4 separate regions of the Homo sapiens genome follow, and all the other regions are linked to region 4. A link is a contact called in ENCODE Hi-C or POLR2A ChIA-PET data. All regions are on one chromosome and are shown on one strand. The core of a region is the stretch at or near the end of the contact, and the rest is flanking DNA. Distances in the headings are between cores, read along the strand shown.

The links. A loop is a pair of places that touch in the nucleus more often than their neighbours do. ChIA-PET counts read pairs that join two places held with the same protein, here RNA polymerase II (POLR2A). Pooled maps may share reads with other maps.
Region 1: a loop to region 4 is called in a pooled map, with 3 times the contacts of the local background. The contact joins two enhancer-like sites. A Hi-C loop is called at or near these places in 6 of 37 single-sample maps with no recorded cell type and 3 of 50 pooled maps.
Region 2: a map with no recorded cell type shows a loop between it and region 4 (3-fold over the local background). The contact joins two enhancer-like sites. A Hi-C loop is called at or near these places in 1 of 37 single-sample maps with no recorded cell type and 1 of 50 pooled maps. POLR2A ChIA-PET finds 5 or more read pairs at or near these places in 2 of 52 experiments (both activated T-cell).
Region 3: a map with no recorded cell type shows a loop between it and region 4 (6-fold over the local background). The contact joins the promoter of UNC45A here to the enhancer-like site in region 4. A Hi-C loop is called at or near these places in 3 of 37 single-sample maps with no recorded cell type and 9 of 50 pooled maps. POLR2A ChIA-PET finds 5 or more read pairs at or near these places in 3 of 52 experiments (PC-9, activated CD4-positive, alpha-beta T cell and activated CD8-positive, alpha-beta memory T cell).

The regions. Positions count from the first base shown.
Region 1 is chr15:94,253,972-94,261,093 of GRCh38, reverse strand. The region is part of intron 1 of MCTP2 (multiple C2 and transmembrane domain containing 2); the gene reads right to left. Among named protein-coding and RNA genes, the nearest start is that of MCTP2, 26 kb to the right of the region's middle. Within about 2 kb of position 2,758, at least 2 of the 41 ENCODE cell types and tissues checked have a DNase peak (open chromatin) inside an H3K27ac peak, as active enhancers do.
Region 2 is chr15:94,286,442-94,293,756 of GRCh38, reverse strand. The region is part of intron 1 of MCTP2 (multiple C2 and transmembrane domain containing 2); the gene reads right to left. Among named protein-coding and RNA genes, the nearest start is that of MCTP2, 59 kb to the right of the region's middle. Within about 2 kb of position 5,821, at least 6 of the 41 ENCODE cell types and tissues checked have a DNase peak (open chromatin) inside an H3K27ac peak, as active enhancers do.
Region 3 is chr15:90,930,661-90,938,002 of GRCh38, reverse strand. It overlaps UNC45A (unc-45 myosin chaperone A), which reads right to left and starts at 2,718. Exons shown (of 20, transcript NM_018671.5): 1 at 2,628-2,718; 2 at 2,298-2,459; 3 at 2,021-2,057; 4 at 1,543-1,718. The coding sequence starts at 2,678. It overlaps HDDC3 (HD domain containing 3), which reads left to right and starts at 5,454. Exons shown (of 4, transcript NM_001286451.2): 1 at 5,454-5,574; 2 at 5,893-5,948; 3 at 6,059-6,299; 4 at 6,598-7,342. The coding sequence starts at 5,463. The coding sequence ends at 6,728. RefSeq lists a silencer at 2,503-2,902 and enhancers at 3,533-3,632, 5,257-5,306, 6,057-6,286.
Region 4 is chr15:92,816,730-92,823,575 of GRCh38, reverse strand. No RefSeq gene overlaps it. Among named protein-coding and RNA genes, the nearest start is that of CHASERR, 63 kb to the left of the region's middle. RefSeq lists a cis regulatory region at 3,072-3,087, a silencer at 3,056-3,115 and enhancers at 3,008-3,152, 2,516-3,181, 3,003-3,297, 2,795-3,342. Within about 2 kb of position 3,100, at least 41 of the 41 ENCODE cell types and tissues checked have a DNase peak (open chromatin) inside an H3K27ac peak, as active enhancers do; they include PC-9, where a contact is called at or near this core.

The DNA.
Region 1 (7,122 bases), core at 1,509-4,008, 1.4 Mb before region 4:
CAGGTCACAGGTAGATTTAAAAGTTTTCTGACTGGCAATTGGTAAAAGAATCATCAATAGAAAGGAGGGTCTCGGTCATGATAAAAGGTTGTGGACACCAAGGTTTCATCGTGCTGATGAAGCTTCCAGGTAGCAGGCTTCAGAGAGAACAGGTTGTAAATGTTTCTTACCAGACCTAAAGAACTATCACTGTTCTATTACTGTTCTTTCAGTAATTCCAAAAGGGAGGAGGGTATAATGAGGCATGCCTGGCTGTCCCCTCCCATCATGGCCTGAACTCATTTTTTCAGGTTAACGTTGGAATGCCGTTGGCTGAGAAGAGGGGTTCATTCAGATGGTTGGAGGGCCTTAGAATTTTATTTTTGGTTTACACAGTCAAATTAACATTTTGAAACTGAAGTGAAATAAAGGATATCTGAGAGTGTACTCTGAACCTCTACTCCCCTTCTCTCACCTCTCTCCTCTACAATCTCTCATTTACACCACCAGAGCAACGGTCTTTTCAAGGTAGAGATGGAATCACCTTTAATGGCTCCTGCAGATAAACTTTGTACAAGTTCAAAGTCCTTAATATGGTGTTGGAAGCCCCATTTACTGTCTGCCCACAACCTGTATTCCCAACCACTCTGTGGCCCATGAGAGAAGACGAGAGGGCAGAAAGAAGAAGAGAGTTGGCACTGTCACTCTGGAAAGAATGCCAGCCTATCAATGAAGGCTGCACCCTCCAATCATGAGATGATGCCAAAGCTGAACAAGAAAGTTGAGTGGGCTGGACTCAGGGGGTAGACTGCAGCCTGGAAAGGAATGCTAAAGAGATGGCAGAGCCTCTGAATGCACCATGGCAAGCCCACTGGATCCTGAGTCGGGGAGGAATTTTCGCATACCCTTATTGCCCCTGAGGAACAGGAGAAGTTTCCGTGGCCAGAATCCCCAGGAAAGGCACTCAAGGTTCCTTGGGTAGAGAAAACAGAAGTGAGAAGACAACATGAGAGGTACAGGTGGAGCCTTTTCATATATTCCAGAGATAAAGCAAATGACCTCACTGGTGAACAGCCAAAGGGGAAGAGAAAGTGGTTGAAGGAGATTAAGAACAGGGCAGAGATCAGAAGGTTCCTTACCCAATGTATGATCTGGAAAGGACAATTACATGGTGATGTGGAGGGCATTCAGTGCACAAGGGTGAGACTAAGCCATCTGCTATTCCTGTCCAAACAATAACAATAGTTTACAAATGACTGAATCAGGACAGGCGCACTCTTCCCTACAGTAGAGACCTGGGGAAGCCTTTACAAGCGATCATGTCCATCAAAAAGCAGTATCCTTCACCAAATGATCATACAGCAATAACCTGAACAAAAGGGCAACAAGCTTCAAAGTAGAAATAATCATCACAGAGGTTAAACCAACCTTGGGCCAGGTTTGTTTTTGGAGTTCAGAAATTTAAGAATTTAGAGAGTGTATCATATATTACACAATACCCTAAATGGTTTGGAGACAGTATTTCATCATCAAACATATCACAATTCAAACTTAATGGGATATATAACTACTACATAGAACAGAAATAGTTACACAAGAGTCCAAGTCAGAGTTTGCTACCAAACCCTGGTAAGGATTCTTACAAACAAAATCCTTTCCATTTGCAAAAGTTTCTGAATTGTGAATTTTTAGATAAAAGATTTATGAACTAGCAGTTAACAGCTGCAGTAACAGAACAGCAGCAGAAATAGGAGGAGAACATCAATTTCCCCTTCCTGATCACCACTCTGCCCCAGGTGCCAGGCTGTGCACTGTAGCATGTTCTCTTTAAAGGTGAAGAATTTGGAGTTCGATGAGCTTTATTCAGGACCTTTAGCAAACTTTTCTTCCCTTAGCCTCCCTAGGCAGAGTATGAGTACTAATGGTGTGTTTTTATTCAGGTCCTGCAATCCCATGACCTGGACTAGGCTGGGTGGGGTGAAGGGGGTCCCCAGAGTGAACTGAGTGAGCATGGCCCAGGGAGAGTCCAGCATAGCCACAGAGTGTAGGAAGAAAATATTGGAACTTCCATTCACACTGACTTAATGTGTTCTTTTAATCTCTATTTTAGTGTATGCTGAATAATGTATATATATTATCAGCACCATAGTACATGTACATAATTTATAAGTAAATATGTAAACTTATATATTGGGTGTGTCTGCTCAAAAAGTACCTGCTTGATAGGGCGTATGATCAAAAGAATATGCAGAGAACAGTTCTAGAGCATCTGAATAATTAAATCCTTTAACCTGTTGGAAAACAAATAACAAAACTGCAATACCAGGAAAAGAATTTGTTTTCTCCCTTTAGGCAATAACTATTTTCAGAACTGTATCTCTCCTTTTAGAAAGAAGAATCAGGTAATGAACATAATGCAAACCAGACAAGATGAAATAGACAAGATTTTTTTGGTTTTTTGGTTTTTAGTTTTTTAAGGCAAGCGTGATTTAAATAGGGTTTTCGGTAACTACCATTGTCACCTCTACTAAATGGTGTTTCTCTTGGGAAAATTCATTAACTATTAATTTCAATAAAGGATCTCATCTGTCTCAAGTCACTCTTACATTTACAAACTACACCATGCATGCACCACTTCCTTTTTACTTACTCTGGCACATTCAAATAATTTGCATTTTCAGAAGTAGACACAGATGCTTTTTTGTGGACCCAGGTGATGGGGCAGAGGCAGGATAAAAAGATTTGCATGTCCTTTGAGAGAGGAGTCACTCATAATTAGAAAAGAAATTCAAACTCACAATATAGAAATAAATCTGTTTACCATAACCTGGGCTTAGAGAAATCTGGATAACTGAAGCATTCATTTAGTTGTGACATTATTAAGTAACCAAGGAATTAGAAACCCTCCTGGGATTTGAGCACATAAATGTTCAATATGTGGCCAGGCACAGTGGCTCACACCTGTAATCCCAGCACTTTGGGAGGACGAGACAGGCAGGTTACTTGAGGTCAGGGGTTCGAGACCAGCCTGGCCTACATGGTAAAACCTCATCTCTACTAAAAAAAAAAAAAAAAAAAAATGACATGGTGGCAGGTGCTGTACTCAGGAGGCTGACACAAGAGAATTGCTTGAACTCAGGAGATGGAGGTTGCAGTGAGCCCTGAGAAGATCGCACCACTGCACCCCAGCCTGGGCGGCAGAGCATGATTCCATCTTAAAAAAGAAAATGGGCCAGGCACGGTGGCTCACGCCTGTAATCCTGACACTTTGGGAGGCCGAGGAGGGCAGATCACAAGGTTAAGAGTTCAAGACCAGCCTGGCCAACATGGTAAAACCCCGTCTCTACTAAAAATACAAAAATTAGCTGGGCATGGTGGCACACACCTGTAATCCCAGCTACTCAGGAAGCTGAGGCAGGAGAATCGCTCGAACCTAGGAGGCAGAGACTGCATTGGGCCGAGATCATGCCGCTGCACTCCAGCCTGGGTGACAGAGCAAGACTCCGTCTCAAAAAAAAAAAAAAAAAAAAAAAAAAAAAAAAAAACAACAAAGAAAATGACAACAAATATTTTTAAAATGTGATAGTTCTGAAAAAGCCCAAACAATTTTTCTTTGTAATGCTACCAGGGCATTGTAGGGAACATACACCACTGTTACCACACGCAAAATATATGGGAGATAAGGTTGAATTTTGTCTAATCTAGCATCTACCCTCAAAATTCCTCCTTTCAATGGATGCTAGGAATCTGCTTTCAAAGCCTGACTTGGCTTCTTACAAATTCATCAACTCAGTGGTCAAATCAGACAAGGGTCCTGCCTTTGGGAAGCTAGTGTTCCCATGAGGATATATATGTTTGAAGAGGGATGAAGCCATCCCACAGAGGATGAGGGAGCATGTGAGCAGAGACTTAAGTGACAAGAATGAGAAACACTATTTGAGAAAGAGGATTCCAAAAATAGGAATGGATCCATGCAAAGCCCCAAAGCCAGAACATGTTCCTTGCTTCTAACAGCAAAGAGGTCAACAGAGCCAGATCTGCCTGATCTATCAGTGACAGAATAAGATGATGTCAGAGAAGGGATGAGGGCCAGCAAAGACTTGAGGTTTTATTTTAAGTGAATTGGGAAGTCAGGGAGGAGAGGAGGTGAAGGTTGGTCAGAGGATTGATTGATTTGATTTGTCATGGATTTTCAAAGGATCATAGTGTCTGCTGTGTGGAATATGTTCCACGCAGGACGAGTCCAAGGAAGAAGACCAGTGGAAGGAAGGAGAAGTATCAAAGGTTCTTTGATTTATGATTTGTTTCTTCATTTTTAGCTTCCTGGTTATTCAGATTTCAGCATTGCTGGAAATACAAAACTATACACCGTATCTCACATTAACCACTGCCTGTTGGGTCCACTCAGGAAAGAGGAACATGGGCAAGTTGTGCTTCTTTTCAGAAAGGTCCCTTACTTCTCTAAGTCTCTTGCTCACAGAAAAGACCCAATTCTTGTGATGGTCTGCCTTCCTGATACTCACTCATGACATCAAAATAGCCTCTCAATTTAAACAACATCATGCAAAGTTTTGCAGCTATGTACTGAGACTGGCTATCTGAAAGGAGTCCCATATTTTGTAGGAGAACAGCTTAAGGACAAAGTTTAGTATATCATCAATAAAAGTTGTTATTCATCCAACAGACATGGGGAGGAGGGTGGTATATTTTATTCCTACTACAGGTTGAGTATCCCTTATTCAAAATGCTTGGGACCAGAGTATTTCTGATTTCAGATTTTTGTAGATTTTGGAACATTTGCATATACATAATGAGATGTCTTGGGGACAGGACCCAAGTCTAAACACTAAATTAATGTTTCATACACACCTTATATACATAGCCTAAAGGTAATTTTATACAATATTTCAATAATTTTGCACATGAAACAAAGTTTCGGCTGCATTTTGACTGTGACCCATCACACAGGGTCAGGTGTGGAATTTTCCACCTGTGTCATTATGTCTGCACTCAAAAGCTTTTGGATTTTGCAACATTTTGTAGTTCAGGTTTTTGCATTTGGGATTTTCAGCCTACAGATGTCAAGAAAATTCTGAGCACCAAAATGGAGCTGTGAGGAAAAGACAAAAGTTTTTATGCGACATCTGAGTAAATAAAAGTCATCCCTGCTAAAAATCAGATTGTGCTTCATTAACAGAAGTAAGTACAACTGTAAAGTCAACAAAAAAAATTTTCCTAAGAGCATTCCATAGTTGCTAAACAATGTAATAACTCCCTACTGTTGAATGATTTCTTTCATTCCTACCAACTTTCCTAGCTCTACTTCATTTCCCCTGCTTCCTGAGCAAAGATCACTAGGATACTCAATTGTGAAACTGCCTCGGCTTCAGAATAGCACTCAGTACAGAGTTGACCACGGCTTCTGCTGGTCCACCCTTAATGCCACTCAGCATAAGCCCAAAGCCCTCCTCCACTCTCTCCTACCAAATATCCCAGGATTCTTCACGAGATGCAACGTCCCTTCCTTGGCCTACAGGCATGTTTTTAGAGGTCTTTATGTAAATAGGATTTATCACTACTCAAGAAAGGCAAGTATGCATAAAATTAATTATTAAAATACTTATGTCAGTCATAAGTGCTATGACGAAAGTCAAACTGCTAAAAAGTTAATAATCTAGCCATCTATATCTAAATGGTTGCTAATATCATAGATCTCATTTACACAGAATAAAACCCTCTCTCTAGATTTGATACTAGAAACACTACGAAAACTAAAGAGATCTTCCATTCTACATTATATTCCTTCTATAATCAATCTAAACTCTTTCTATATTAGGTCTCTAAAGCACCTGTTAGATCAAGTTGGAAACTTAGCCATCTTCCCTAAAGATGTATTTGAAATCATTTATGCCCCAATTAGATGGGTCATCTCATAAACTAATTGGGGTATAGTTATATGATCAAAGTGTTAAGGACTATTTCTCAAAATTATTAATTGATGTTATCTCCTAAAGTTTGTCTTTAGGAAAAGGAAGAAGAACAGGTCTGATCTTCCAATAGAAAACTTCTAAAAAATTGTGTCTCCATAAATCCCAGCTTTGCCAAGCCCTGTGTCACATTCATTGACCTTTCCCATGCGTAACACATCTTTTAATAAAATGCCAGATAAAAAGAAACACATCTGAAAACTTCAAGCTTTAGAGGAATAATACAATGACATTGTTTAAATTCTAAGCAAATTGACAGTTTGGAAATTCTCTTTTGCGAAGTCATTAGTTTCTAAGTACTCATCAATCATTTAAGGTTGTAATCAATGACAAATTAATGCTTACTCTCATAAGGACAAGTATAAAATTTAAATTCATTTATTCATTCATTCACAGCAAGTATGTCTCCAACTCAGTATTTATCAGAATATAAAATGTGTGTCTTCTTAAGCGTTAGATAGCTGAGTTGCACTGAGCTCAATTTCATCCACATATGAATTGCTGCAAAAAAATCAAACCAGTGGCCACATTTGTGATATTTCCAAATGAAGTGGATAATTTAGGGATATAAATAGTGGCCCTTTGTTTGGCAGTGACTAAGTGCAGGCACTGTCTTCTTGTCCATGAGTTTTCTAATTCCTCACAAATGTTAACAGAGCTGAGTAAAAATACCAATCCTATGTAAGAAGAAATCAAGGGTTATAAACATGAAGCAACTTGTCAGCCAGTATGTATTAGTGCCAGGATTCGAACCAGGTTCTCTCTGACCACAACATCTGTGCTTATACCTTAGGCTAGATTGCCATCCCTACGTAACTGGGATCACCAAATCTCTACTCTGGGCAAAGCAGTCATCATTCTAAAATAAGAATTTAAAAACCTGAAGAGACACTGTATAATAATTATTAGTGCATCACAATGGGAAATGGTAAAGAAAATTACAAAGGCTGATCAGAAAGTGATGCAATTCAAATATGCTAGGAAATAAGAAGCAATAATAAACAGAAGCAATCAAGAATATTCCAATGCTATGACGAAAACATTTGCTGTTGCCAATCAAATATCGAGGTATTCACAGCTTTCTAACATGTCACCCACCACAGTCTCATCCTCTATGTACACATATGTGCAACCTTGATCTATACCATTTGAAATT
Region 2 (7,315 bases), core at 4,572-7,071, 1.5 Mb before region 4:
CAATTATGAGAATTCCAGTTGTCTATATCCTACTGAGGACTTAGTACCATCAGGACTTTTAATTTTAGCCATTCTAATAGGTATGTGCATAGCCATTCTAATAGGTATGTGTATGAGCTACTGCTGCTCTTGGGAAAGATCCCTGCAGTGGACAGACTGCTGGGCACCGAGGTGTAGGAAGACCGTGGCCTGGAGTAAGGCCGGCCCTCTGGGGCCAAGTCCTTTCAGTTGATAATACTGAAAAACCCAGTATTATCAACATCTGGGTTTTTAATTTTCATTTTCCTAATAACGTGTGATGTTGAAAACCTTTCTATGCATTTCCTGTCTTTTTATCTACTTTGATAAGCTGTCTATTCAAGACTTTTACACAATTTTTAGAAATTGGGTTTTCTTATTGTTGAGTTATGAGAGTTCTTTAAATATTTTGGGTATTAGTCCTTTGTTGAACACAGAGTTCACAAATATTTCCCCTACTTTGTAGCTTGTCTTCTCATTCTTAGTAGTGCCTTTTGCACAGTAAAAGTTTTTAATTTTGATATAGTCTAACAAGCCATTTTTTAAAATTTTATGTTATATACTTTTGGTGTCATGTGTAAGAACTCCTTGTCTAATCCCAATTAACAAAGGTTTTCTCCCATGTTTTCTAATAGTAATATAGTTTTACATTTTATATTTAGATTTATAATTTATTTAACTTTTGTATAGTGTTATATTTAGTTTAAGGTTCATTTTTTACATGTGAATAATTTTTTCCAATGTCATTGTTTTAAAAGACTGTAATATCTCCACTGAATTGCTCTTGTACTTTCATCAAAAATCTCTGCTACATCTGTGTAGTAGATAACCTTGACTCATTATTCCTTTCCATTGATCTATGTAACTATTCCAATACCATTTTGATTGCTGAAGGATGATAGTCTTTTAATTGGGTAGTGTGACCTCTCCAAATTTGTTTAGCTATTCCAGATTTTTGTATTTCTATATAAATTTTAGAATGAGTTACTCTCGATTAAAAAGATACTGCAACATTTTGATTGGTATTGTTTTCAATAAATAGAGCAGTTTGGAGAGTGCTGACATATTTACTATGTTTAGTCTCCAATACAAGCACATGGCAGGTCTCTTCATTTATCTAGGTCTTCCTTCATTTCTTTCATCAGCATTCTCCAGTTTTAGCTCACATACCCAGTACATGTTTTATTAGGTTGATTTGTATTTCATTTTTGTTGAAGCTATTGTAAATGGCTTTTCATTTTTGTTTCCAATTGTGTATTTTCAGCATAAACATATACAATTGAATTTTTTTATATTGGCTTTGTATCCTGTAACTTCCTACATTTACGTATTGCTTTTATTATATTCCTTTAGGTCTTCTTCATAGAAAATCACGTTGGGTATTTTTATTTCTTCCTCTCCATATGCTATGCCTTTTCTTTTTCTTGCCTTATTGGACTAAGACTTCAAATAAGATAGTGAATAGTATTAGTGAGAATGCATATTCTTTTTTTTCCCCCTCAGTCTTAGAAAGCATCCAATCTTTCTCCAGTAAGTATAGTGCTAGAGGTTTATCAATTTTATGGATTATTTTTCAAAGAACCAGATTTGGGTTTTTAATTTTCATTGTTTTACTATTTCAGTATCATACATTTCTACTCTTGTCTTTATGATTTATTTCTCTCTTCTTGATTTAGGTTTAATTTGGTCTTACTTTTTTTATTTTCTTAAGGTGGTGGCTAAATCAGAGGGTGGTAATCTACAGGCCAAATCAATACAACTACCTGTTTTTATACATAAAGTTTCATTGAATGTAGCCACACTAATGTGTTTACATATTGGCGATGACTGCTTTTGCCCAATGGTAGAGTTTAATAGTTGTGGCAGATACCATATGGCCCAGAAAGCCTAAAATATTTACTGTCCAAACATAGAGAGAAAGTTTGCCAACCACTGGCCTAGATTATGGCTTTGAGCATTTTCTTCATTTTAAAAATAAGGTTTAAGGCTACATATTAGCTGCATGCCACAAGATGTGAAATGTCATTTTCATTTTTTTCCTGTTTAAAATATTTTCTAATTTATCTTGAAACTTCCTCTTTGGGTCATGTCTTATGTAAAATTATGTTTTATTTTCACTTTTTTTTTTTTCTTTTTTGAGACAGAGTTTCGCTCTTGTAGCCCAGGCTGGAGTGCAGTGGCACGATCTCAGCTCACTGCAACCTCCACCTCCCCGGTTCAAGCAATTCTCCTGCCACAGCCTCCCAGATAGCTGGGATTACAGGCATATGCCACCACTCTCGGCAATTTTGTATTTTTAGCAGAGACAGGGTTTCATCATGTTGGTCAGGCTGGTCTTGAACTCCTGACCTCAAGTGATCCACCCACCTCGGCCTCCCAAAGCACTGGGATTACAGGTGTGAGCCACCACACCCGGCCTCACTTTCATTATTTTTTATTTTTCTTGAAACTTTCTCTTTAGGTCATGGTTTATTCAAAAGTATATTGGTAATTTCTAAGTATCTGAAGATTTTTCTATCTATCTTTTTATTAATTTCCAGTTTAACTCAGTTATGACCAGAAGTCATTCTCTTTATGACTTTCTTTTAAATTTGTTAAGGTTTGACTTATGACCCCCAATGTGGACTGTCTTGGTAAATGTCCCATATGCATTTGAAAAGACTGTATATGCTACTATGGTTGAGTGGAGTATTGTATAAATGTCCATTAGATTCAGTTGGTTGATAGTTCAGTTCTTCTATGTCCTTGCTGATCTTCTATTACTGAGACAGGAGTAATTTTTCAACTATAGTTGTGAATTTCTCTACTTCTCCTTTCAGTTACATCAGTTTTTGCTTCTGTATTTTGAAGCTCTGTTATTGCACACACATTTATGATTGTTATAGCTTCTTCCCGAACTAACCCTTCAATCAATATGTAATGTCTGTCTTTAACCCTGATGATTTTCTAGCTCTGAAGCCTATCTTGTTTGATTTTAACATAGCCATGCTAATTTACTTTTGGTTTGTGTTTGTGTGGGTTTTATTTCCCTCCATCCTTTCTGCTTTTCAGCTTACAATAACAATATATTTGAAGTGAGTTTCTTATGGAAAGCCCATAGCTAGGACATTTTTTTAAATCCAGTCTGACAATCTCTAGCTTTTAGTTGGTTTGTTTAGACCATTTATATTTAACATAGTACTTGATAGGTCTGGATTTAGGTCTGCCATTTTATCATTTCCTTCTTGTTCTGTTTTTCATTTTTTCTGTTCCCGCCCTTCTTCATTTGTTGAGGTTATAGTGTTCCATTTTAATTTATCAGTTATGATTTTGACTATATCTCTGTATAAACTTTCAGTGATTATTCTAGGGGTTACGGTATGTATAGTTAACTTTCCACATTTTATTTAGAATTAATATTTTACCACTTCAATTGGAACAGAGAAACCAGATCACCTGCATTTGTTTTGTATTGCTCCCATAACAAATAATGAAAAAATTAGTGGCTTAAAAAGATAAATTTATTACTTTTCAGTTCTGAGAAAGTCTGAGATGGGTCTTGTCAGGCTGAAATCAAAGCGCTGACAAGAATGCATTTTTTTTTTTTGGAGGCTCTAGTTGAGAATCCATTTCTTTATCTTTCTCAGCCTTAGCAAAATTCCATTTTTTAAAATTTTCATCAACAGCCATGTTTAGCTGATCAGTCAGCTAAGGACTGATCTTAGCTTTTAGAGGCCGCCCACATTCCCTGACCCCTTTCTCCATCTTCAAAGCCAGAAACAGTGAGTTAAGTCTCTCTCATTGATGCATCCCACTATTTTGTTTTCCTCTTCCACTTTTAAGGGCTCATGTTACTTGATTGGGCCCACCAGGAAAACAAAGGTTATTCTATCTTAAAGTCTGTTAGATCCCATCTACAAGTCCTTTGTGCCACATAATGTAACATATTCACAGGATCCTGGGATAAGGATGTGGGTATCTGGGGTTAGGGAAGGGAGATTATCCTGTCTACCATACCAGCGTATAGGTCTCTTCTCCCATAATATAATAATACATAAGTTGTCTTATATATTACATCTAAATACAGTGAAAATTTGTATCAGACCATGTTTAACTTTTGATTTCAACCATAAGCCATACTTAATTTCAAGAGAAAATAAATGGTCTATTAAATTTTAAGATAGTCTATTCAATTAAAATAGAAAGGCTATTGTATTTTTCACTTGCATTTCCTTGATTTTGATATTCCATATTTCCTTCTTGTACCATTTCTCATCTGTTTAAGAAGGCCTTCTTGTTATTTTGTGTCAGGTCTGCTGCCTCCAAATTCTCTTAGTTTTTCCCAATCTGAGAATATATTTTTCACCTTCATTTCTGAAGGATATTTTAGCTAGATATTGAATTCTATACTTTTCTTTCAACACTTGAAAAACGGATGTGCCATTTTCTCCTGGCCTCCATGATTTCTGATGAGAAATCTCAGCCATTTGAATCATTGTTCTTCCATATATCAGTTATCATTGCTCTGACTGACTTCAATATTTTTTTAAGTTTTTAGCAGTTTATGATGTGCCTGGGTGTGTGTTTATTTGGATTCATCCTATTTGGGGTTAGCTTAGCTTCTTGAATCTATCAATGTTTCAGCCATCATTTCTTTGAATACTTGTTGAGGCTTACTCACTTTCTCCTTTCCTTCTGGCACTCCAGTGATACAAATATTAGCCTTTTGTGATTGTTCTATAATCCCGGAGACTCTATTATTTTTCAATCTTCTTCTTTCTTCAGATTGGATAACCTTTATTGATTTATCTTCAGTTTTACTGACTCTTTCCTCTGTCATCCCCAGTCTGCTATTGAATCCATATAGTGAGGTTTGTTTTTTATGGGTGGAGAATGGGTGGGGCAGGCAGCTATTGTATTTTTCAGTTCTGGTTTCCATTGGTGCCACTTCACATCTTTCCTCGCTTATAGTTTCTATCTTTTATTTCAAGACTCATGATTATTCATTTGAGCATTCTACAATAGCTCCTTTAAAGTCATATTTTCATTTTCATCTGTTAATTGCCTTTTCCCATGTGAGTTAACATTTTTACATTTCTTCATAAACCAATATAAATTATACCTTGGACATTTTGAATGTTATAAAACTCTCTGCTTTATTTAAGTCTACAAAGATGCTGATATCATTGTTTTAGGAAGCACTTGATCTGGTTAGCTTCTAGCCATAAATTGCAGCCCACCTTCTGTTGGCTATGGTTCCAATTATCAGTTTAGTTTTCAATAGCTATGCAGGTTCATTTAGATATGCCCTGCTTGTATAGGACGTAAGGTCAGTCTGGGACTTGAGTGGAGTTCCACCCATTAACTCCATTCTCAAAGTCATTGGTACGCTAATAAGGATCAGATCCATGTATGTTCAGGCTATGGATGAGTCCATGAGTCCACAATGTATTTGATCATTTCCCAAGCCCTTCCTTCTCAGCTGTCTCCTGTGATACTTTCTGGCATCCTAGAACTCACCCTTTTTCATTCAACAATCGGGAACAACCTACATCTATGATCATACCAGGGTTGTGGGGAAGACACAGAGAGATTTAAAAAACAAAACAAATTAAAAAACCCAATTGGCACCACTAAGAGCTACCAAATAGCTCTATTTTACCGAATAGAAAGCATATGCCCCTCCCTAACCCATTATTTTTGCTTCTGCAGTTTCCTACCACCAGCTGCTTTTGCTGCCACTGCCTCCACCACAAGACTGTTGGGGAGCCGGGGCATGACAAAAGTGAGATAAAGGAGGCACACAAGGTAGGGGATTTCCCCCTCCCTCTTAGCTTCAGGACTTCCCTTTTCTCCTTGGGCCACAGCTAGAGGTCATCTCTTTCTCTTTCCTTCTGAGATCCACTGCTAACATCTGGATCTGGGACTGCATTAAATTCACGCTGGATAATTGGTCCAGTTTTGTCATGACCCAGCTCCAGGGGATCTATGGATAGAGACAGTCAGCAGTTGGCACTGGGAAACTGCAGGAGCCAATCTGATGAATGAGGAGAATGGCTTTCCTGTTTGTCGAAGCTGTAGCTTTACTTTTCTGAGACTTCAACTAGCTTTACCATATATTTCATATTTGTGTTCAGTGGAAGAGAAACGTTGAAGTGTTTTTATTCTAACTTATTCAGAACCGGAACTCATTTAAGTTTTGCAAAGCACGCTGACCATAGTTTCTCCAAGTATGTGAGTAGTACACAACCACGTGCAGAAAATTATAAACATATAAACACAAAAAGATATGCCCAGAGAAAATAAGGATCCTTAAGGTGTATAAAGCTAATACACCCCTGGACTCTTTTGTACCTGAAAATGTCACTTCTCCAATAAACAGCGTATTTCCCAGAACAATATATTTTCCAGAATAAGCAACAACAGCATAAAATACAGAATAAAACAACAAAATAAACAACCATGTATAAAGAATTACAAACATATAAACATAAAAAGATGTGTCCAGAAAAAAAAAAAGTGCTCTTAAAGTACGTAATGTACGCTTGGTCTCTTTTGTGCCTGAAAATGTTACTTCTCCAATGAACAATGTATTTTCCAGACAAAGCAAAACTTAAAGAAATAATAAATCTAAGAGTCAGGTTTGGAAAGGCTGCTGAGACAAATTCAACTATCTGAATATTATATTGTTTGCTTCCTCTCGAAGGATATTTAAAAATAAACATATTTGTTCCATTTTCTACCATGACTCAAGTTCATAGGTTATTGTCATAAACACTCAAAAGGCTATAAGCTAAAATGTGACCCTTGAAGAGCAGGATCTCTTCACAAAACATGATACCTATGCTACCCTACCTGGTAATCTTCAGCTTTCATTTATTGAACAAAAATATGCATTTTCCCTCTCCAAACCACTAACGGCAGAGCAAGGTCTTTACAGGAAATGGCCCCAAGCCGAGGAGCCTAATGGAAGCTTCATTTATTATGGTTTTAAGCCAGACATCCTCCCCAGCTGGCCTCTAGCAACTGGCCAAGCAGAAAAAGAAAACAAACCTTTTTAATACCAGCCCCCAAATCTCTGATTGAGCTCATACTGCAATGTTACCTGAATAAGAACCGCAAGGTAGGAAAGAGGTTCTCAGAATGGAACAGCATAATTTTACAGAGCATTTTAGAGCTATTCAGTAACACTGACTCGGATTGTTTCTCAAACTTCTTTTTTAATATAAATGGGACAAAAAGGTCTGGCTTTCACAATCTAGTATCAATCCAAATAACAGACTAGCAAGCAGTCACTAGTCAGAATGTGTCATTACTG
Region 3 (7,342 bases), core at 1,469-3,968, 1.9 Mb after region 4:
GGGCAACACAGTAAAACCCTGTCTCTACAAAAAATATAAAAATTAGGCGAGCGTGGTGACATGCATTTGTCCCAGCTACTTGGGAGGCTGAAGTGGGAGGACTGCTTGAGCCCGGGAGGAAGAGGTTGTACTCCAGCATGGGTGACAGAGTGAGACCCCGTCTCAAAATACATAAATAAATAAAAATAAAAATAAATTTAAAAAATAAAATATTTTCGGCTGGGTGCAGTGGCTCACACATGTAATCCCAGCACTTTGGGAGGCCGAGGCAGGCAGATCACAAGGTCAGGAGCTCCAGACCATCCTGGCCAACACAGTGAAACCGCATCTCTACTAAAAATACAAAAAATTAGCCGGGCGTGGTGGCAGGCCCCTGTAGTCCCAGCTACCTGGGGGACTGAGGCAGGAGACTCACTTGAACCTGGGAGGCAGAGGTTGCAGTGAGCCAAGTTCGCACCACTGCACTCCAGTGTGGGCGACAGAGCAAGACTCCGTCTCAAAAAAAAAAAAAACAATTATTTTCCTTTGTATTTACATACCCAAGTGTACCCACAGAAAAAATATAGCATTGTTTTGCTATGTAGGGGATCATTAACATAAATGATATTATACTATATGTGTTATTGTATATTTTTCTTCTTCTTTTCTTTTTTGAAAGAGACAGGGCCTCACTCTGTCAGCCAGGCTGGAGTGCAGTGGCACGATCATAGCTCACTGTAACTGCAAAATCCAGGGCTCAAAGGACTCTCCTGCCTCAGCCTCACAGGTAGCTGGGACTACAAGGGTGTGCCACCACACCCAGCTAACTTTTTAGGTTTTGGTAGCAACAGGGTCTCACTATGTTGCCCAGGCTGGTCTCAAACTCCTGGCCTCCAGTGATCATCCCATCTTGGCCTCCAAAAGCACTGGGATTACAGGCATGAACCACCATGCCCTGCCTATTTTGCTTTGTTCATTCAACAAGTGTCCCAGAGCTTCCCATTTCAATATGTGTGTATCTACCTATTCTCAGTAACTATATAAGAGTCTGTAGTAAGGACATTACCCATTTATTCAGCCATTCCTCTATGGCTGGGCATTCAGGCAAGTTCCAAGTTTTTCTTACTACAAAAAAGGCTGAAATAAACATACACATGTCTACTTGTGCACGTGGACAAGGTTTCTCTGAGAGAAACAGCAAGAAGTAAACATATGGGATCACAAGATACGCTCATTTGAAATTGAATAGATATGCTAAAGTACTCTCGAAAAGAGCTGTACCAATTTATACCCCTCCAGCAGTCATCAGAGAGCCCTTGGCCCCCAGCCTCACCACTGATGTGTCTGCCTCTCTCCTTCTCGAAAAGTGTACAAACTTTTAAATATCTGCCAGACAGACCTCCAAATCAACAGTAATGTGCTGTCATCTTAATTTGCTTTTCCCTGGCCACAGGCAAGGTTCACTTGCCACCGGGATCTCGTCTGGAGAACTGTGTCTACACCCCTGGCCCAGACCCCTTCACCACCAGTCAATGCTTCCACCTCTCTGGGTCACTCACATACCTTCTCCTGAATCTGGCCCCCGATGTTCCGCAAGGCCTCCTGGAAAACTTTGTTCTTGGGCTCCAAGCTCACACATCTCTGCAGGTCAAGGACAGCCTGGTCCAGGCGGCCCAGCTTCTCTAGGGCTTGGCTCCGCCGGTAGAGTGCTTTGACATCCCCACCATCCTTTTCAATGGCTGAGCACAAACAGGAGCGCTGTCAGCACCCATGAGGCCACTGTCTCCAGGCAAGAGCAGTAGGGAAAGATCTCGAGGAAAGGCCAGAAGAAGGTGGGGGGGACGAATGTGGGGCTCGGTGCTTCAGCCTCAGAAAAGGTGAGGGTAGCTGCAGAAAAGGAAAGGCCCGAGGCAGTGGGAAAGAAAGAAGGCAGATGTGTCTCTGGGGCCAAAGGAGGAGAATGTGACGGTGCAGCGGTCCCAGAGTCCTTGCCCACCACAGAAGCCCTACAGCTCCACACCAGGGCCCACCATTCCCCTACCTTTGGATGCCTCTGTTTCTGCTTTGTCGTAATCTTCCTGTAAGAGAAAGACAGGAGCCTGAAGGAATGGTCATCTCCCTCTCGGGGCACTAACCAGGCAGCAGGGGTACTCTCGCTCTCCAAGGTCACCCGATCCCCCACCACCCTGAGGTGCAAAAAACATCTGGCAAGCGGGGATGGCCTGGGAGCGTGAATGTCCAGCTGGGGCCCAAGCATCAGCTTAGATGGGCGAACCGGGGCCCGGGCGGGCGAGGGGAAGAGCGCCAGGCTCCCTCACCAGCTTGAGGTGGCAGGCGGCCCGGTTCCGGTGCAGAACGGCCTGGTCCTGGGGCGTCGCGTCCAGACCCAGGGCCTGAGTGTAGGCCGCCAGGGCGCCCCCGTAGTCTCCACATTTGAACAGCTCATTGCCCTCCTTCCGCAGCTGCTCCACTGAGCTGGCCTGTAGAGAGAAAGGGGGCGGAAACGTCGGAGGGGGTTCGGGGCAGAGCCCGGGAGCTAAGGGGAGAGGAGAGGAGGGATCGGGGCGAGCCTCATGGATGGGGAGAAGGAGGCCAGGGATGGTCAGGGCGGGTGCGAAGGGGTGATGGCGCGGGGGTTGGGTACGCACCCCGGGGGTGGCCGGCCGGGGCTCGGGGGTCCCTGGACCACTCACAGTCATCGCGGAGAGGTTGTCTCGTGCCCGCGCAGGCGCAGTCTCTGGGGCGGGGCGAGTCTGGGTTCGGGACGCCACCGGCAGCTGCCCCGCCCCACTCTTGCGTCGGAGGTGGGGTCAGAGAGGGGCAGGGCTAAGGAGGGAGCGCGCCCGGGCAGGGGCGGGGCGCTTGGCTCTGGATCGCAGGTGCAGGCAAGCTCCGGGCGCACCTAAGCTGTCCCCGCAGAGACCTGCAGGGAGCTCGCGGCGGAGGACCCAGAGGGAGGCCTGCGGTGGCTCCAGCCCAGACTCCGGCCCCGACCGCAGCAGAAGTGCACGAGGTCTACGGTCATCAGGGTCACAACCAGTAGGTTGTAGAGGCCCAGCACTAGGAGCGGGCCTGGGCCCCTGCGGGAGAGAAAAAGTATCTGGATCCCGGCCCCGACCGCGCTCTCGCTGCTGCGCTCTGTGGGGGGTACAGAATCCCTGGGAGTCCGGAGAAAGCTCAGGACTCCCTCCCCAAATAAGTGTCGTCTTACATACACACATTTGCATACGAATTTAGGAGCTCATCCTAGAGCCACCCATGGGCAGATTCAGGATGGCTCCCCATTACCAGCTTGCACAGCCCCCTGAACTTCTCCTTTGTAATTGTAATCATGATCTACATGATTTTCTGTTGCGGTCTGTCCCTTCACTAGTCTGTAAGTTACAAGCCTACCACCCCATAATTTAGGAACAGAGCCCCAGATACTGGAACACCCTGTCGATGTTCCAGTGGCTCTGGGGTTGGAGATCTCACCTGAGGATGGGCGGGGGCGGAAGAGCGGACAGATTGACTTGGTACAGGGCCTCAAATTCAGCCCGGGTGCAGCAGGAGCCCCCTGCAGCCTGCAGGTGGCAGCAGTAGGCTTCCTCTGGAGAATCAGACAGACGAGGGCAAAAGAAACCAGGGTAGTGACGGCCATGGACATCCCGGGTGGTCTGGCACAAGTGAGGGTGGTGGACCAGAGCTGAAGAGAGAGGTGGGGGTGCTAGAGACAAGCAGGAGGGGCCTTTCCACAGCTCACTCCACCCCTACTGGAGAGTAAAAGAGATCAGCCCCTACCAGAAGAAAAGATGCCCTTCCACCCATCCCCATCAGTTCCAGTTCCCAGGAATAGCCCATAGCACCAGAGGCAGGTGGGCCACAGGGGTAAGTGCTGTACCTGAGAGAGAGGTTGGCTGGACAAGGGTCACCCAGCTGAAGAGCAGCAGTAGCCCCACAGATAGGCCTGTCAGCAAGGGGCCTGACCTTCTCTGGATGCCCATGAGAGTTCACTACCACCTCTGTCCTGGTCCTGGGAACCCCAACATCTCTCTTTCTAGGCCGTGACTGCAGACAATAAGGAAATAAAAGTCAAAGCCCCAAGGCCCTTGGGCACCATTAATACGAGCCTGAAGCTTCTCTATCACAGGCTTTTAGAGAGAGATGACAGGGACTGGGTTTCTGTCTCCTGTTGGAAAACGTGGGGCCTGCATTGCCAAACTGCTGAAGGAGAGAAGGCTCAAAGGACTAGAGGACAGAATGAGGGATGAGAGAGCAGCTGAGCCATTAGTATGAAGAACAAACAAGCATTTACAGCCAAATATGTTTCTACCCATTCTCCAACTTCCAGGCTGCCATGGAAGCTCTGGGAATTCTGACCCTCCTATTTCAGGTCCCAGAGACCTCAGTTCCAGCATGTGGGGCTTCCCTCCCTAACCTCTGCTACGTGGCAACCACCAAGACTAGCTGAAAACCAAGGGTGACTCCTTTCATTAGCCTTTCCCCTGAGCCTTATCTGCCCCAGCTACCAGCCAGAACACAAAAGCTACATGTCTGATTAGAGTATACTTAGCTAATAGGGAACCCCCTCTCACAGAGAAGTTCTATGGGGATCACCAGGTCTCTCTTACCCCTCAGCTGCCCCTAAGGCAGGGAATTTCTCCAGAAGGCCACCAGCCAGCAGAATTAAGTGTTATTCCAGTGCCTACCCAGGCCTGACAACATCATGCTCCCAGGACAGCAGTGACAACACTCATCACCCCAGGGGCCCACAGAAGATGCCTAGAGACTGAAATAGGAGCTCTCATAGCATAAGAAGACAAGGCAAATTTCATCTGCAACACTGAGGACAAACAAAGGCAGTTCCTGCAGAAACGTCACAGCTACCTGGGAGCCTAAGTCTGAAGCAATTAGGCAGGGCTCCCAGGGAAGGCTCTGATTTTTCAGGTCAGGCCCTAGGGTCTCCTGGAGGGTCCAAAGGTAGACTCCCCTGCCCACAGAACCTGGCCCATCCCTACAGGGAGAACTATTTTTAGAACACTTGGAGAATTTTCAGAGCTTTTACAGGTTGAAGATGGTTCTTGGGGGGAGCTTCTGGGAGAAGCTGTCTCTGACTCTGAGGGTGTGGGGATTGTTCTTTCTTCCCGCTCCCATAGTCCCCTGAGCCTTGGCCACCCTGGATTCAGAGCACTGTGAGGCCACTGCCTTATTTCTTGTCTGTCTTCCTCTTTTCCACAGACTGTGGGCTCCCAAAGAGCCAGGCTTATGTTCTTCTTGCACCCCCAACAGAGCACACTGAGCTGGGGGCTGCGATGCTGAAGGCAGCTGTCCACATCACTTGCTCTCTGCGCGGGCCGGTCAGCTCCAGAGGAATTCATCTGGGGCAGGCCCAACTCGGCCCGCTGAATTAGCCTCCACGATCCCCGGGCCTCCCCGGCGCCAGGGGGCGCTGTAAACGTTCCGTCCCTGCCCCTGCGGCCGCAGTCGTCGGCCCCATCCGCGCGATGGGCTCTGAGGCGGCGCAGCTGCTGGAGGCTGCCGACTTCGCGGCTCGCAAGCACCGGCAGCAGCGGCGGAAGGACCCCGAGGGGACCCCCTACATCAACCACCCCATCGGTGGGCGCGTCGGCCGCGGAGCGCCGGCTGCGGCACCTGGGTGGTGGGGACTGGGAAGGAAACGTGGGGGGCGTGCACCTCATTGAGCACCTGTTTTGTCCCAAGCTTAGTGCGATATACCGTTTAAGCCTCATAACAATTGGAACGGTAGGCATGATCGTTCCCTTTGTCGGTTGGCTCCCAGAGGGTAAGGTACTTGACCAAGGTCACCCAGCTAGTCAGAGTCCACAAGGGGCCACATCTGGCTCTCCAAAACCCACAACACACCGCCTTGGGACTACCTCCGACCTGACTTCCTGCTTTGCCCCTCCCCGTCAGGTGTGGCACGGATCCTGACCCACGAGGCGGGAATCACTGACATTGTGGTGTTACAGGTAACTTTCCCCCTTCTCTGCCAGGAGCCTGGGATGGGGATTAGGGGCCCCATTCAGCAATGGGCAACCCTTGGCTGACATCTCAGGGCTGAGTGGGAACTTGTCCCCAGGCGGCCCTGCTCCATGACACGGTGGAGGACACAGACACCACCCTGGATGAGGTGGAGCTACACTTTGGGGCACAAGTGCGGCGCCTGGTGGAGGAGGTAACAGATGACAAGACTCTGCCCAAGCTGGAGAGAAAGAGGCTGCAGGTGGAGCAAGCGCCCCACAGTAGCCCCGGGGCCAAACTGGTGAAGCTGGCAGACAAGCTGTACAATCTGAGGGACCTGAATCGCTGCACCCCAGAGGGTACGCTTTCGTATGGGCTGTAAGGGAAAAGGGAGGGGGATGCCGCCTTCTGAAGACACATGTTGGTCAGTTCCCCTGAAAAACCCTGGGCATTCTTAATTCCCAAATTAATCCTACTGGACCACTCTTTGATCTTCTTTCATACAGTAAAAATACAATAGCTGGGCCAAGGGGAAGTTTTCAGGACAGCTCATTCCATCAGGAACTCATGGCCTTGAACCAAGCTTGCCAGGAAGTGGGGAAAAGGCAGTGCTTTCCTTGACATCACGCTAGCAAGTTTCTGTCGACTCTTATGCAGGATGGTCAGAACATCGAGTCCAGGAATACTTCGAGTGGGCAGCGCAGGTGGTGAAGGGGCTTCAGGGAACAAACCGGCAACTGGAAGAGGCTCTAAAGCATCTGTTCAAGCAGCGGGGGCTGACAATCTGATCAGTGCTTGAAGCTATCCAGAGGCACAACTCCAGCCTCGTTCAGGCCGGACAGGATTCATACGCCATCTTTTCTGTGTCTCCTGAGCTCCCTCCATCCTTCCCAGATATTAGAGGCCAAAAAAAGACTTGCATTTTTTCTCAGTCTGAAGGTCTCCTGCTAACTAAGCTGAGCCCCGCGTGGTGGGAATCAGATGTACCCATCCATTTCTGATGCACTCACCGCCTCTCCCCAAGTCTTGGGTCTGTTTGCTATTTTGCATGGTGGGATCTCTGGCCCCTCAGGGACTTGAGATTATTTAAGTACTAGTTCCTAACACGTTCTGGAAAATAAAAATAACTCTGGGTTAAGGTTTAAGCTGCTGCTGCTCCTTCTCCAGCCTCCGACTGGTGGGCTGCATATCTTTCCTTCAGCAAAGCAGGACTAATTGTGTGTCCCGGAGTCACCTCCCTCAGGTTGCGGGCCTCAACCCCTCCGAACCTGGCTTCCTTGTCAGTGACATGGGTTGTGTAATTATCAGGTTAGACTGTGACGTGCCTGATGGAGCCTGACACATAGGTGCTCAAGAAATGGTAGCAGCCTTTCCCGTTAAGAAAGTTGGAAGGGGGCCAGGC
Region 4 (6,846 bases), core at 1,851-4,350:
TTGGTGGGCTTGACTCAACCTGTAGGCCACCAGTTTTAAGATCTCAGATCTACTCATGTAGGCACCCTGCCGTGAAGTGCTGGGAACAAAAAGATTTAAAAAATCTTTGAATATAAAATAAGAAGTTTATGGACTAGAGAATTAAACATGACTACCCACACTTAACTATCTGTGTGCTGTAATAGGAGAAATTACCAAGTGGTCTGGGAGCCCAGGGGAGACCAAATCAGATGCAGGTGCATGAGCAGTAAGGTAGGTCAGGGAAGGATTCCAGAAGGAAAGGATAGTAGGAACTGTCTTGCTGGTTGAGCCAAGCCAGCAGAAATGGTGAAGGAAGGTGGTCCAGGCTTGGTTATCAGCACAGCCACAAGTAGCCTGAGTCTTTTGGAAAAGAAGCTAAGGTAGGATGCTAGAAGCAAAGATGTCTTAAGATCAGGAGGTCAGTGGAGAGAAGTCCTTCTTGTGAGGCATCTCCAAGGTGCCTACATGAGTAGAAGAGAGCAGACTGAGGAGTGAAGACAACTCAAAAGAACATCAAGGCCAGTTGCCTGGTCTGCATTTCTTAGACACATTATTGTGGCCTGGTGCAGCATGCAAACTCACTTCAGCATCTGCCAGAAATTAGGCTTAATTTCAAAGAAACCAGGAAGTAAAAGTTTCCATCAAAATAGAGGATTTAACCCCCAGCATTTGACAATACCTTCTCCTGGCTTCCCACTATCTGATTCATTATTATGTCTGTGGAAAGGGTGGGCCAACAAGCTGACTCTGAGTGCAAGCTGACTCTTTGACTGGAATAGCTGGTCTAATCTTGACACAGATGCAGATCTAAAATGTAAATCAATGTGTCCCGGGTACAGCAAGGGAAAAAGACTCCCCTTCCTCCCTTCCTTTCAGCATTTATTTGAGAAAACTTGTAAGGGAAAATTCTTTCTCTAACCCTTTGAGAGGTATGTAAATCTTTTTAAAAGCTAAATAAGCCTCTTACCAGCTTTACAGCCCAGAAATGTCTTACTCAGTGACCTGGGAGCTGTCTCTTTGAAATGCAATCACCACAGAAGGTAGCATCCCTACTTACAGTTTCTGTGGGAGAGCAGGAGTGTTAACTCCAGTAGGTGCCTTACTTCAAGGTGCAAACCTAATTCCTGTTATAAAAATGTAAGTTTATTTTTCCTCTAAATAAAACTAATTAGCTAACACAGATTACCAGCTACCAATTACTGTGTGCATTTTGCATGAACTAGCTGTGACAAGTGGTGCTGCCAAGTCCTCTTACTTGGAGACTGGTTACTATTTAATCTTGAAAACATGTATGGTAACGGGGTATATCTGCTTAGGTATGTAAAAGGGTGAAATTTCTTTCTGTCCTTTGCAATCTCTAGCTAATGACCTGTGATGCACACCACATTTGAACTTAATGCTTATTCTATCATAGAACTGTTTTTTCTTCTGCTTTTGTGGGTAGGTTTTTTTGTTGTTGTTGTTTTGTTTTTTGGGTTTTTGTTTTTCCTTTATAGGTTGGCAGAAAATTTTAAATTATACTTCCCCAATCCCTGCCACCAAGGTTGGCTAGGGTTGGGGCTTTCAGCTCAGAGGGAAGCATCTAAATGGCTGGATGACTAATACCTGATTCAAATGTGAGAAGTCAGTTCGCAACAAAGAGAGGTGTACTTCAGGGAAAGAGGCTTTCACACTCTGCAAGTGCTGCACTTAGAAGACATCATGTACTCCCAGTAGTATTATATTTACAGAGGCAGTATATAGCACAATGGCTGCCTTAGGGCAGGCTCTTATCAGACTGCTTGGGTTTGGATGCGGATTCCACCATACACGACTAGCTGTGGCACCTCAGGCAATTACTTAACCTTCCAGAGCCTTAGTTTCTCTATCTGTAAAATGGGGAATAAAATGGAGGTACCTATCTTAATGGCAGTGCTCGGCAGAATAAATGTTAATTAGTATCTTTTTGATGTGAATTAGTATTACTTAGCAACTTTATTTGAAGGTTTGTTACAGGCAGAGCCACTTTCGGGATACAAAGATGGATAAGAAACAAAGTTCCTATCCCCAAGGAATTTATAATCTAATAATAATTATAGTGGTGCCATAAGATCAGATCTAGGTGTAAGTTTTTTTTTTTTTTTTTCCCCCGAGACAGAGTCTGGCTCTTGTTGCCCAGGCTGGAGTGCAATGGCGCGATCTCGGCTCACTGCAACCTCAGCCTCCCGGGCTCAAGCGATTCTTCTGTCTCAGCCTCCCGAGTAGCTGGGCCCGGCCGTAAACTAATATTTCAAGAAAAAGAAAAATAGGGCCGGGCGCGGTGGCTCACGCCTGTAATCCCAGCACTTTGGGAGACCGAGGCAGGCGGATCGCCTGAGGTCAGGAGTTGGAGACCAGCCTGGCCGACATGGTGAAACCCTGTCTCTGGTAAACATACAAAAAAATTAGCCAGGTATGGTGGCGGGGGCCTATAATCCCAGCTACTTGGGAGGCTGAGTCAGGAGAATCCCTTGAACCCGGGAGGCGGAGGTTGCAGTAAGCCCAGATCGGGCCACTGCACTCCAGCCTGGGCGACACAGCGAGACTCTGTCTCAAAAAACAAACAAAAAAAAGAAAAATCAACAAGTATTTTTAAAAGGGGAGTGGACATGGCCCGGGGCATCATTACCCAAACTGAACTACACGTAATTATATGGTTCTATAGTTAACCGTCATCGCCCAGACTTCTTCCTGAGCTAGTTTAACAAGAAAAGCCAGAATTCTTATCAAAAGCAACAACGAATGCAAAAGCCCTGCCACAGAAAGGCTGAGACCATGGCTTACACACCTGGTGGCACTCCCTTGATTTTTCTCATCCAGACAACATAACTGAACGGATTTTTGTAAGGTTGTAACAGTAAATAAATATTGACATTGAACAGGCTGAAAGCCAGCCATATAACTCTTGCTTTCCGCTAAGCTCAACAGTGTGCAACTGGCTTTGTTCCTGGCGCACTAAAACAGGATTCGGAGGCCATCTTGGAAACAAAAGGGCCCTGGGCGCCGGGGGTGGAGGAGGCGGTATCCTGGCAACGGAGGCGCGCGCCCTGCCGCGCAGCCGCATTTTGCCGCGCCCAGCATCCCGCCGCGTCGGCGGGGCGGTGGAAAATTACCGCAGATTCCTCTTAAAGGCGCCCTGACATTTCCTGCCTGAAACCTGTGCGCTGGTCGGCCTGGGTTGCGGCTCCTGGGAAGCCAAAACGTGAAATGGGGTTTCCATCCTGTCTTCCTAGAGGAAATAAAATTCAGGTCGAAGACAGTTCCCAGGGTAGCAGTAGTCTCTAACTGGGCAAATAGTGTCGGAGAATAGGCTTCCTCAAATTAAGGGAAAAAAAAAAGAAAAAACCCCAAACCAAACCAAACTAAAATAAACCCTAAAATATTGACTCGGGCAAAAGAGAGCTACTCAACACGGGAACGGAACAAAAGAAACAACTTCACAAAGTCACACTGACTGTGTAACAGGTTTAAAAAATGAATGGGTCCTGAAGCAACGATAACTCATTTTTGACAAATGGATGGACAAATTATAGCTTACCAGGAATGACCAGAAAAAAGAATTAACTTATTTGAGAAGCTAAGCATGATCAGAAAACGTATCATCTCTTTGTAGATCAGTTCTTAACAGTAGAATAAGTAATCCCTCTTCCTTTGTCCTCAAATTACTTTCGTTCAGGTTAGTCACTTCTGTGATTTACAAGTTAAGCGGTAGTTTATTGCTGTCTTGCTTTTCTGACAGAAGAAATAAATAACAATGCCCCGGGTTTTTGCAACGTAAACATCCAGGATATATCCTACGGGAGTCCATGGCTCTGAAATTAATCTCCTTACCAAGCAAAATTTACTGGGAGCCCTCCTTGAAATAACTGAATAAAAAAGAAATATTGGTCTCCCGGAAGTAGAGCTCTTGACACATTAAATATCTCTTCAGTCCATTTCCAAAGATGAAAGATACAGCCCTTCGCTGGGTGCCTTCTCTGATGGTTTGCTCGGTGGTAGATGTCTGTTTGCTGTAATCTGCTGTCAGGCATACCCGTCCACTCCTCCTGAACCCTGCTCTGATGGCAGGCATGACTGTGGCCATCAGGATGGCTTCTCATGAAATATAGAGGACAGAGATGTTCCAGTCTTATCATGGCCTTGGCAAATTGATTTTTCGTTCCCGGATTGAGCCATTTTCCCCATGCTTCTCAGCCATATTCAGCCACATTTATTGCACCTCCACCCCAACCCCCTTTTAACATATCCCTTTTTTCCCTAACGTAAATGCTCCGAAATTCCAGTCACCACTTCTTAGTAATTTCTGACGGACGTTTCATGTTTTTCAGAATGCGGAGCTGTGATATTTGAGTACTAAACAAATGTTTTGCATGAGTTTAGACACCTAGGGACAGTGTTAGCCGGTAATTTTCAAGTTTGGATGTTGAAGGGATGGCGACTTATCACAGGGAAAATTAATTACGTGCAATGAAAAGGTTGTAGTGTAGAACTGTCATCCACTTTGAAGCTTCAAGGGAACGCGATTTAATGTGATAGGAACTGTGACTGTAAAACAAAAATATGTGCAGCTGCAGTTGGTGCCCACATTTTTGGTTTTGATGCTCATTTACCAGTACTAAGAAACTGAAATCTGAAAATGCCTTCTTTCAGATCACCTGGTGGCTCTAACTTTTGCAAAAGTCGTGGAAAGCCTAATGTATAATAATATGTAATGGCTGCCAAGCTAGGTCGGCGCAGAGACCGGGTTGGGTAGTGTCACTCCCACCTTTCCTCTGCAGGGAAGTGGCATTTTACAGCCCAGACAGCTCTGCAGGGTTTCTAATGGCCTACAGCAGCCCCATCGCCATACCTGGAGATAATCTTCCTTTAACTAAGACGTACTGCAGAATAGAGACTTCAAGAAAATATACAGAGAATGCCAGCGGAAAGATACAGGGGCATTTGCCCTCTCAAATACAATTCTGTTAAGTGGCTAAACTCTGATGTTTAAAATATAATAAAATAATTTTGAAGAAAGCAAAGTGTTTAAATGTATGTAAAAAAGCAAGGAGAGTTGGAGGACTGGCTATCTAATAAAGATGATAAAATTGCATAGTTCATAAAATTATCTAAGAACAGGATCTGAGTGCAAGAAGGCAGGGTTTGGAAATTTGGCCTTTGAGGTAAGGCCGCCAGATAAAATACATCAGTCAAATTTGAATTTTTGATAAACTGAATAATTTTTTTAGTGTAAGTAATATTTGGGACATACATTTAAAAAGATAGTTTGTGGTTTGTGATTCAAATTTAACTGGGCAACTTGGACTTTTATTTACTAAATCTAGCAATCCTAGTTTAAGGGTCTACACACTTACAGAGGGCATATGTAATTAGGTTTCTACACCTTCATCAGAATGGCAAACAACACCAGAAAGCCTCCAGTTCAAGGTGCCCAGCCAAGATGCGAATGTGACAAACACAGCATACAGGTGTGTTGCCCCTAATAAGTAACTTCAGGGATGGCCTCCAAGTGCAGCCCATCCAAATATTATGAGCACTTACTATTAACTTGTTCATTCATCCATTCATGCAACAATTATTTATTGAGTGCCTGCTGCGTGCCAGGCATAAATTTTGGGAAAAGTAAGATAAACAAAGAAAAAATCCCTGTCTCTGAAGGGTTCTTATTTTTGTCTGGAGGACTAACATGTAAAATGATAATTGCCATAAATGACAAGTGATCACATAGTTTGATTAGAGAGAGAGCAGAAACATCAAGTTAAGCTTATCTAAGATTGATGGCAGGGGCGGGGGACAGAGAAACTTCAAAGAGGAAGTGACTTCGATGAGCTGGTCTCAAAGGAGTCTAAGCTGGCAGAGTTGGGAAGGACCTCAGTAAAGAGAACGGCATGAATAAAGGCTAGAAGTGGGTGAGGACGTTGTGGATATTTAAAAAACAAAACAAGACAAAAGCAACAAATTACAAAAACATAGTGAAAAGTCAGCTATAGCAGGAGCCACCGGAGGAAGGTTTGCTGGAGATGTCTGATAATATAGGCTGGGGTGACATTGTAAAAGTGAGTCTATAGAGCTCAAAGTCTCCTGTGCACAAGCAGACTAGGATAAGGGTGATGGTGAAAGAGATCAGTGATGGGAGACTTTTTCCATTAACTCTTTTTTTTTTTTTTGAGACGGAGTTTCGCTGTTGTTGCCCAGGCTGGAGTGCAATGGCGCGATCTCAGCTCACTGCAACCTCTGCCTCCCAGAGTCAAGCGATTCTCCTGCCTCAGCCTCCCTAGTAGCTGGGATCACAGGCATGTGCCACCACGCCCGGCTAATTTTGTATTTTTAGTAGAGATGGGGTTTCTCCATCTTGGTCAGGCTGGTCTCAAACTCCCGACCTCAGGTGATCCGCCCACCTCGGCCTCCCAAAGTGCTGGGATTATAGGCATGAGCCACCGCGCCTGGCCATCCATCCATTAACTCTTAAAAAATGTAAAGAGATTAAAACTGACTTAAAAAAATGTGTATGTGCACGTGTATCACTTTGCAATGGATCCTAGGAACATAAAAATGAATACGGTATCAATCTTACCTTCTAGATAGTCTAGGTTTCCCAGGGAAACCTTCCACACATGGGATAAGTGCTGTAATATAACAAGTAAACACCGTGAAAAGTCTGGGAGTATGAAAGAAGGAGAAACTCCTGGAAGGAACAGAGAGGGCCAGTCAGGGCTTCCCAAAGGAAGAGATGCTAGATTTTTTTTTTAATTAAAAAATTTAATATTTATGCAAATCGTTAGACATTTTCCCAACAATACAAAACAG